2 separate regions of the Homo sapiens genome follow, and region 2 is linked to region 1. A link is an interaction called in ENCODE POLR2A ChIA-PET data of the cell type or tissue named here. Cell type or tissue: MCF 10A. All regions are shown on one strand.

Evidence for each region. ChIA-PET counts read pairs that join two places held together with the same protein. Peaks named below come from ENCODE experiments on the same cell type or tissue, not always from the same donor. Only the 100,000 strongest peaks of a DNase experiment are listed, where the experiment ranks them.
Region 2: POLR2A ChIA-PET joins it to region 1 with 14 read pairs; 10 of 35 experiments call an interaction of 5 or more read pairs at or near these places.

What each region holds. Positions count from the first base shown.
Region 1 is chr21:45,125,921-45,130,920 of GRCh38, forward strand. ADARB1 (adenosine deaminase RNA specific B1) reads left to right here. Exons shown (of 11, transcript NM_001112.4): 2 at 2,482-2,653. Among named protein-coding and RNA genes, the nearest start is that of ADARB1, 54 kb to the left of the region's middle. In MCF 10A, a CTCF peak has its summit at 2,907 (motif pointing left); DNase peaks (open chromatin) are centred at 2,881, 3,901 and 4,531.
Region 2 is chr21:45,076,704-45,081,703 of GRCh38, forward strand. All of the region lies in intron 1 of ADARB1 (adenosine deaminase RNA specific B1), which reads left to right. Among named protein-coding and RNA genes, the nearest start is that of ADARB1, 4.6 kb to the left of the region's middle. In MCF 10A, no CTCF peak of the experiment used is centred here; a DNase peak (open chromatin) is centred at 2,468.

The DNA of each region.
Region 1 (5,000 bases):
TTTTTTTACTCCTATTCTAGCTTGAGCACCGAGCTATAAAGGTCCCTCTGATGTACTGCTTTATCTGTGTGCCACACAATTCTGTACATAATCTTTTCTAGTTTTAAGTTCTAAGTGTTTTCTGTTTTCTCCTGTGATTATTTTCTTTTGTCTATGGATTATTTAGAAGTGTATTGCTGAACTCTCAGACATATGGGACTTTCTAGTTATACTTGGCTTGTTAATTTCTAGGCTCATGGTATTACGATCAGAGGATGAGCTCTGTCTGATTTCAGCCACCTGAAATATGTTGAGATTTTCTTTACGGCTGGGATATGGTCTATTTTTAGAAGTGGCTCATGTGTCCTTGAGGAGCTGATGTGTGATGCACTGTTAGGAGCAGCGTCTTGCATGTGACCACCATGCAGCTTGTTAATTGTGTTGTGCAGATCTTCCATCTCTCCACTGTTTTGTTTTTTCAGCCGCTGTCTGCTGTCTCTGTCACCTGCTCCTCTCCACTCCCTCCATGACAAAAAGACTCCGGTGTTTTTGACCATCTTTTATTGCGCCCCTACTGTGATCTTAGTCACGGGGCCAAGCACTCTACATCTGTTCCTCCATTTAATCCTCACGGCACCATCTGCGGCGGGTGTTCCTTGTGTCCTCGTCCTGTCCTCATAGGAGCAAGCCTGGAAGGGGCTGAGTCACTGTTCAAGTCACACGACTGCAAGGCTGAGGTCTAGGGTGGTGGCCTGGACCCCTCTTTCCTGGAAGCCATGCTTTTCCTGAAACCCCTTGCAATACTCCTGGCAAGTATGGCAGTTTTACCTCAGTTGGTATGAGTGTACTCAAATGGGAGGCAACCATTCTCACACTTGATGTTTAGACTTTGCAGCTTCCAAAACCCACTCTGCATATCACCTGCTCCCTCCTCAAAGTGGCTGGGCTTCCCATGCAGTTTCCCATCCTGCAGACGGCCCAGGGAGGTCAGATTTCTTGGCCAGGCTTGCAGAGTTGGTGGGACATGATGTGGGCACTAGAACCCAGTTCTGTAAATCTTGGTTTCATGTCCTTTCTGCTGTGTTTTTCTTTCTCTGTTTAGGCGGTGGACTTTTTGGTGTGTAAAGCTTCTAGAATGGATTTTACTTCTTTGTGGCTCTTTGGATTGAGGGAGGGGCTAGGTGCCATCTCCAGAGAAGCTTGTTCAGCTCATGCTCACTCGGGGCCCTTGCTCTCTGCCCACTGGGGAGGGGCTGTGGTGGAGCTGGATTCGGACTGAGTGGAGGCAACGCTGAAGGTCAGAGGCCAACGTCCTTGCACTTCTTGACACTCTCCACCCAGGCGTGGTGATTGGGACCGCTGGGGAGGGTGATTTGGGAGCTTGAATCTGGTGTGGGGATGATGGGGGTCATTGATAGTGGGGACAGTTCTGGACATGTGGCCCTCATTCTCTGTGCTGGACAAGATGACTCTGTGACCTGTAATTCCAGGCTGATAGAGCATTTTCAGTGACAGCCCATTTGACTTGATGGTGCTAGTGCAGGACACAGGTGAGCTTGTCTCTGTGTCTTAGGTCTGTCCCAGCAGACGAGCTGACGTGTGTTGTAGATGAATGTCAGCTGGTCACAGGTGGGAGGTTTGGAAGGTAGCCTCCAATCTCCTCTGAGGACTGCAGCAGCGACCGGGGCAGCAGGAACGCATTGTGATGGCCTGGCCAAGTCTGCATAGCGAGAGTCGAGCCACTTTCACGCGCACCTTATCCCACACTTCACCTCCTTCCTCCAGGTTCCCACTCAGAAACCCGCTCACCCCTGGACACACCTCCCAGAGACTTCTCTTTGGAACTCTGCAATGGAGAAACCCATTGCAGACTTCCCCTTCTTTTGGATATCAGTTTGCTTTTCAGGAAGAAAATTTTAATACTCCATATTGAGGTTTTATAATTATATTAGCATGTTGAAACATTTTCTCTAATGGCTTGCTGGTTGAAAACGCTTTCACACAGAGCAGAAACTAGATGGAGATACTGTTTCACAACCTCTGCTTCAGAAGCAGAGGTGGCCTGTAGCTTCCAAACCCGGGCAGAGCACGTGCAGGGATGGTGCGTCTCTGTATCTGGACTCACATTCACATGTGTGCATGTGTAGGGGTGTGTGCATATTGAATTGTAAAAAAGATGAGTACGTGTGAGATTCTGCCTGAGACTCCAGTCCTCAGTGTGTGGCCTGGTGCCGCTGATGCCGAGATGTTGGGCTGGCAGCGATCTGCCTCCGTCTGTCACAGGTGCCTCTACCTGCTGCAGGCAGACGGACGGAGACGTGATGGATTGCGCATATCCCCTTTACAGATTCGGAAGAGTACATTTAAAATAACTTAAATTTGTATTTAGAAGACTTTTCATGGAGAGTATTTATTGTTATAGAGTTCACTTCTGAAATGGTGACAAAGCTTTTGATACTGAATCAAACAAGTGTGAAGTTACCGAATCTCTCTGTTACACAGAGTGGAGCCTTTCAGGCTGGCATGGAGAGCTTAAGGGGCAACTGAAGGAGACACACTGGCCAAGCGCGGAGTTCTGCTTACTTCAGTCCTGCTGAGATACTCTCTCAGTCCGCTCGCACCGAAGGAAGCTGCCTTGGGATCAGAGCAGACATAAAGCTAGAAAAATTTCAAGGTGAGTAAAAACCTGTAAAGATCTGATCAAATCTGACTGGTAGAAATGCCTTTTTCTTGATATAAACCGCTTAATTAAGCCTTTTGGCTTGCCTTTGAAAGATGCTTTATTGAATACTTCCCGGCACAGATGATCTGTTACTGTTGGTTGATTTCTAATCTTACTGCAGCCTTAGCTCACCCATGAGTCCCTCCTGCTTGTTCTGGGGTGGTGCCTGCTGCCCTCCAGTGGCATGTGTGGCACCTGCTGCCCTCCAGTGGCATGTGTGGCACTTGCTGCCCTCTTTGGGGTCAGTTCACCATTTATTGAGTCAGTGCTTCATGCCGGGCACTAGACTTGGTGAAAGCCTTTTACCATCAATTATTATTTTCTTAGGAGTAATTAAAAGAAAATTTTCCTGTAATCCCAGCACATTGGGAGGCTGAGGCAGGCAGATTACTTGAGGCCAGGAGTTTGAGACCAGCCTGGCCAACGTGACGAAACCCCATCTCTACCAAAAATACAAAAATTAGCCAGGTGTGATGGTGCACGCTTGTAGTCCCAGCCTCGGGAGACTGAGGCAGGAGAATCGCTTGAACCCGGGAGGCAGAGGCTGCAGTGAGCTGAGATCATGCCGTTGCATTCCAGCCTGGGTGACAGAGCAAGACTCTTTCTCAAAAAAAAAAAGAAGAACATTTCTTTAGTACTTATTTTTGGCGACTATCTCATGATTCAGCGTCTGCTTTTGAGAGAAGTTGTGACAAATACTAAAATCCCAGTAAAATTAGTATGGTGTCAGATTAATTTACTTATGAGCAGCTGAGTGACTAACTCAGGAAGTCCAGTTGTACATTTCCAGGGAAGCTTTTTCATGGGTTCAGATGAGATGAGGGGAAAGAGAAGGTGTCAGAGGGCTGCTGCTGGCTGGAGGAACGCAGGTGTGCTCCTGTGTCCATTTGCTCTGTGGATACTGACGAGCGCCCACTGGGCCTCAGATGCCCTCTGGGCATGGCAGGGACCAGGCGCTCGCTTGGCAGCTCTCATGTGAGCCGCTCACTGGACACAGCCGTGCTCCCGCCTGGGAGTTCGGGATGGCATGCAGAGCTGTGGGGAGGGAGCGGTCACCAGGGCGTGAGTGTGGACAGATGGGAGTGGCTGGTGCAGAGCCATAGGTAGGGGGCGGTCACCAGGGCGTGAGCGTGGATGGATGAGAGTGGCTGGGAGCCTAGGGGGGACGCCGTCTTTGGGGAGTAGAGACACACCCATGTCTGACTACTGGGTTTTGAGTTTGTGCCAGCAAAGGTCCTGCTTGCCATTTCTGTCTGTAAATGTCAGGAATTTCAGGTAACTGGTTCCCTAGCGAGACCTTTAAAGGAGGCTTTATCTTCAACCGATGCTTTTTTTGGGGGGGTACACAGGCAGTCCAAGTATGGGAAGGTCAAAATCAGGTCACCTTTATCATGGCTTGTGCTGTGGGATGGGATTTTATTTTCAGCCACAGCGCTTCTTCTAGCTTAATTAGTGATAGGAAATCAGCTTCTCTGTAACCAGAGGTTATTGAAAGAATGAGGATCCCAGAGTTGGAATGAGTCTGAAAGAGACGTTGTGGTTTAATATTGCTAAGTTAAGTGTCGATTTGTGACTACCTATTTTTAACATGCCACAGAAGTAAAACATTGCATTAATTATGCCATATATGTGAAATAGCAAGTATTTTTATATAATATAACTGTGCATTGGAGAAATGAATTATTTATAATCCTTTGCACCAATAAATTGTTCTTAAAAGCATAGAAAAAATAATCAGGCCAGAAGGAGATATCTAAAGCATGTGCTGAGAAAGCAAAACTGAAGAGCTGGAAATTATAAAATATTACGACATGATGAGTCATATCTCCTCCTCCTGATTCTGTGTTACTAAATGCTAGCTGCGAATAGAAATCGTGTATTTCCTTTCTTTCATAAAATAAGAGCTAATTTCGGCAGCAAACAGTTTGGCGTGTTATTCTTTTCCCTTTTCAGGGTGGTTTAAATAAAAATAAATAAACATGAAAGATTTTGGCTGGAACATCTTTGGAAGCACGGCCGTCCTCAGCCTCACTGCACTGTCTGGTTTCCCTCTGAGCCTCCCTCCCGGGTCCTGCCTTAGTGCTGTCTGTGCCGTGTAGCCACAGGTCGCACTGCAGGGCTGTGGGGAGTTATTTTTAGTTTCAGGCAGACTCACTGTTTTTGCCTTTCTTTTTGCTTGAAAAGACTGAAGTTATTTCTTGTGTTTTTATACATGAGATTATCTTCTGAGGCTGGAACATCTTGGGGGGATACAATAGATAGAATTCCTATAGTAATTCCCCTGCGCAAGAGGAATTGC
Region 2 (5,000 bases), 49 kb before region 1:
GAATTTATGTATTGTAAAACATTTGAATTCTTTTAGATTTTTGGAATAAGAATTTTTTTAACTTCTATTTGTCCAGTGAATGCATAAAACAAACTTAATCCATTTGACAAATACTTGTCTGTGGCCTGTTATGTGCTAGGCCTTCCCTGTTTTAGGCCCTAGGAGATACAGTACTTAACAAGATAGGTAGAGATCAAAAATGCTTCTGGCATAAAGCAGTACATTTGTATTGATAGATTTAAAAAGATAAGCAAGCACACAGTACCTACAGAAAGGTAAAGCCTCATTCCACTCCATCCCTGGGCACTTGGTTCAAAGGCTGCACCCAATTGTGTATTGTCCTAGCAGGAGTCAAAGTGTGTATTGTATATGTTTTAATATATGACAAACCTTGCTATAGTGCATATTCTTACACGTGGGTACAAGCAAAGCCTACTAATTAGTTATTATCAAAATTTCTTAGCTGTAAGTTTTACTTAAGAACTGGGTTTTATTCCCTTGAATGCTGTGATTAGCTCTGTGATCAAACAATATAATTCAAATAGGAGGTAGTTAACTTTGGAAAGAAATAGATGAAGTTACACATTTACCAGCCTATAAAAAAGTTTAGCAAAGTTATCAAGCTTAGTTTGAAACCAAAAAGCTCAGAGAGGTCCAATTTTATTAGAAAACTCAATGGTGGCCGGGCGCGGTGGCTCACGCCTGTAATCCCAGCACTTTGGGAGGCCGAGGCGGGTAGATCACGAGGTCAGGAGATCGAGACCATCCTTGCTAACACGGTGAAAACCCGTCTCTACTAAAAAAATATAAAAAATCAGCCGGGCATGGTGGTGGGCGCCTGTAGTCCCAGCTACTTGGGAGGCTGAGGCAGGAAAATGGCGTGAACCCAGGAGGCGGAGCTTGCAATGAGCTGAGACCGTGCCATTGCACTCCAGCCTGGGCAACAGAGCGAGACGCCGTCTAAAAAAAAAAAAAGAAAAGAAAAAGAAAACTCAGTGGTTTTCTGTGTCAACTTTCTAAAATAGGAATTTCTAAATCTGTAATTTGGTGTGATGGAAATGGTGTTAAAAAAAAACCCATATTATTTTGTATGTTCATAATATGTGAGGTAGGAAAAGCAAATGGGAAAATTAAAAATTGTCCAGTGAAATCATTAAGATTCCTTCCTTATTCCTTGAGTGACTTTTCTTTCCAAGTTGACAGCTTTTTATCTGGGGTGTGGACAGGGACAGCGCAGTAGCCCACAGAGGTCTTCGTGGCAGGGCTTACCGCACCTTCCATTTGCAGAGTTTTGCTTCATCCATAGCTTGACAGCTGTTGGGCTAGGGCCATTAATATCAAATTATCACAATTTTTTTTTTTTGGTAGTTTGATTAGTACTGCTTGCTGCACTTTTCCACCTGTATGCCTATAAGATGTCCTAGGCGTACACAAAGAAAAGTGACTTTGGTTTTAGGTTTAACGTCTTTGTGATGGAACAGGAAGGGGGATGAAAGTAACTCTGAGATACCTTGTATTTTTATTGGAAGTACAGTGAAATGGAAGCTCTACTTGCTTCTAGTTTGGTGATTTTGGAACCTGGTTCCATTTCATTTGCTTGTTCATCCAACAGGCATTCACCCATGCATCCTGGCCCAGGTACTGTTCTAGGTATTGGAGATTCAGGATGAGCCTGATGAGGAGAGTTCCTGCCCTCAAGCGGTTCATTTTCTTGGGAAGGAGGAGAGCAGTAAACAAGCATTTGGTGTCCTAACTGCTTCAAAGGGCAAATGAGGCAGGGTAGGTGAGAGAAGGTCAAATAGGTGGTGAGGATGGAGTGAGCTGGGCTGAGGTCACGGCAGCAGCAGCCTCTCAGGCACAGGGAACTCTCGGGTGAAAGTCCCTGAGCCTCCTTGTAGTATGGTGGTCACCTCAGGGAGGCCATTGCTGCCAGAGAGGCTGGGCGAGTGGTAGGAAGTGAGATGGGAGTGGAGGAGAGCTGCATCTTGGAGCACACAGGCTGTGGTAAGGAATTTAGATTTTAAGTTTGATGGGAAGCCTTAAGGGAGCCTTTCTTCCTTCCTTGCGAATGACATGATCTGATTTATCTTTAAAAAGTACCACTCTGGCTGTTGGGCTTACAATATGCCAGGCTGTTTTAAGAGCTTTACATATATTAATTCATTTATTCTTATGACAGTCCAAAAAGTAGGCATTATTATCATTATTCCCATGTTACAGGGGGGAATACCTAGGCACAGAGTGGTTAAGTGATTTACCCAAGGTCACACAGGAAGTGGCAATGGCAGGATGTACCCTTACCTCCTTACTGCAGCTTGCTTTTTGCACCTCCACTACTGCAGACTGGAGGAGGAATATCAGCAAGGAGATCAGTTAGACTTTTGTGAAAGCTGGGTGACTGTACCGGCACCTCAGACCAGGGCGGAAGTGGTGAGATCAGATTCAGCCTACTGAATTTCAGCATTTGTAAGATGCCATCATTTTTAAGTTGCATCATCATTTCTTATGCTGCTAACAAAGGGAAAATGTAGCCAACTAGATTGTGACACAATGCTTTCTTGTTACCCAGCATTCATTTATACTCATTGAAAGAGCTTAGACTAAGCATTGACTTTTAAAATCATATAATTCATGCACTTTCATAAAAAAGGAAAATACAAGTAAAATAAAGTAATTCTGAAATTTCTTCACATCTAGAATCTGATTCTTCCAACTCAGCTTTTGACTTGGCGTTGGTGCCAGGTATGAGATAGGGAAGTCTGGGAAGAGCCAGTGTTGGGATTTGAACATGTGGAGCTTGTGACTGGAAGGCAGCCCAGCTCAGCAGCTCCACTCAAGGGCCAGATCTGGAGGACGAGGGTTGGGTCATTGTGCAGCTACTTCCTAGATGATCTTGAGCAAGCAGTCTAATCTCTGTGCTTCAGTTTTCTCATCTATAAATTAGGAAGAATAAAAGCAACTTGTCAGGGTTGTTGAGTTGCTAATGTAAAGTACCTAAAATAGTACCTGACTAACAGTATTTAATGGGGCTTACTTTGCTTATTATTTTTATGATTAGTTATCTGAGTAGAGAAAGGTGAATATGGATGGAAATTCAAGGTCAGGTTCAAGAAGAGGTTGGGGCCAAATATGTAAATTTGGGAGTCATTTGCATATTGCTGATCTATGAGGCATACAGTATGGATACAGAGGAGCAGGAGATGAGGAATGGCCTGGGAGCTTTTGGCAAGCGGTCCACATTGGGAGGGAGGGTCTAGCAACGCCATTGAAAAGGACTCTGTTTGAAGAAGGAAGAAACTAGTGAGAGTCTAGTGGCCTGGAAACCAAGACACCGAGGGGTTCTTTTCTTCTTATTCTTCGTGGGCTGGAGAGTTTCCTATTGGCTTTGATAAGAGGTGGTTGTGAGTGACCTTGATAGGTTTGGAGTGGTGGGGAGAGGAAACAAATAGAGTAGAGGTGGGAACATCAGTGTAGACGACTCTCTAGAGGAGTTCTGTTAAAAGGGAAGAGTCATGGGATGGTGGCTGGAGGGGACATGGGTACAGGAAGTTTTTAGTTGTATTTTTAAATGAGAGCGATGATAGCATGTTATGAGCTAATAGGAATGATCCAGTAGAGGGAAACATTTATAATATGCCAGGAAAGAGGATAATGTTGGAGCCAAGTCCTTGAGAAGGTGAGAGGGAGGCAGGAAGAGCAGGGATGCTCAGCTCTAGAAGGGAGGCGGGACTTCAGGAGGGAGGCAGGACTTCTGCACGTGGGAGCCTGGACTCAGAAATATTCCTCAAGACATGCTGCCCTTTTGAAAGGAGGATAGGAAATAAATCATGGTTTTGTCCTCAGTCCTAAAAAGTTCGGAATCTCACCCTAGGACTCAGGATCCAGCTTCTTACCAGCTTGTGCTGAACATGCCATGGGGCGTACTTACGGAAAGATACATGTGGAAATGGAATTTTTTATTTATTTAAAAAATTCACTTTTCTCTAAAAGTATTGTTACCTGGAGGTTGGCACCTTTATTCACCAAATTCAGTACTCAGAGGACTAGAAGACTCGGTGCCTGATTTGTGCTTGATTTGCCTAGCTGGGAATTTCAGTTTTGCATTTAAGACGACTCCCTCACCAACCCTACCCCCAGAGGAAAGCAGGTATTGTTGCTTTGGGCCTGTTGCATGTATATGTTTATGTTCCACTGGGTCAGCAGCATTCAGTGAAACACAGTTGCCTGTTAACTTGGTAAAATATCTTAATTGCATGAGTTTTGATTTGTTTTTGTGATTATTTGATTTTTTCAGGTTTGGAGTTTCAGAACACCCATCTTCTCAGTAGTTCAGCCAATGCGATGAAATGTGAAGAAGCCTTCCCCAGCTTCCTTGCATTCTCTCCATCATCTGTGCAGTGGAGAGTAGTTCCCACTGCTGTGGAAACATTTTCCCTTTGCTCTTTTCTCTCAGGGCAGGCTTTCCTGAGTGCCTGCTCTGTGTGAGTCATCGTGGGAGGATGCGGTGGAGAAGGACAGGGAGGAGGTCTGTGCTTCTTTGAACTGACATTCTGGTGGAGAAACTAAACAGATCACAGAGGCAGACACCGTGCCTCACAACTACACACGGACCCGGCTTATGATGGTTCCAGTAACAATTTTTGACTTGACTGTGGTACCCATACAGTCATTCTGTTTTTCACTTTTGGCATAGCATTCAATAAATTGCATGCGATATTAAGTACTTTGTTATAAAATAGGCTTTGTATTAGATGATTTTGTTCAATTGTAGGCTAATGTGAGTGTTCTGAGCACCTTTTAGGTAGGCTAGGCTAAGCTTTGATGTTTGGTAGGGTAGGTGTATTGAATGCTTTTTCAGGTTAGGATGTCTTCAACTTGCGATGGGTTCATAGGATCGGAACTCCACCGTCAGTCAAGGAGCACCTGTGCTGTCTTTATTGGCATGACCGAGGAGACAGGGCTGAGGTAGATGGCATCAAGAGGGTGGCTCCTGGTGGAGG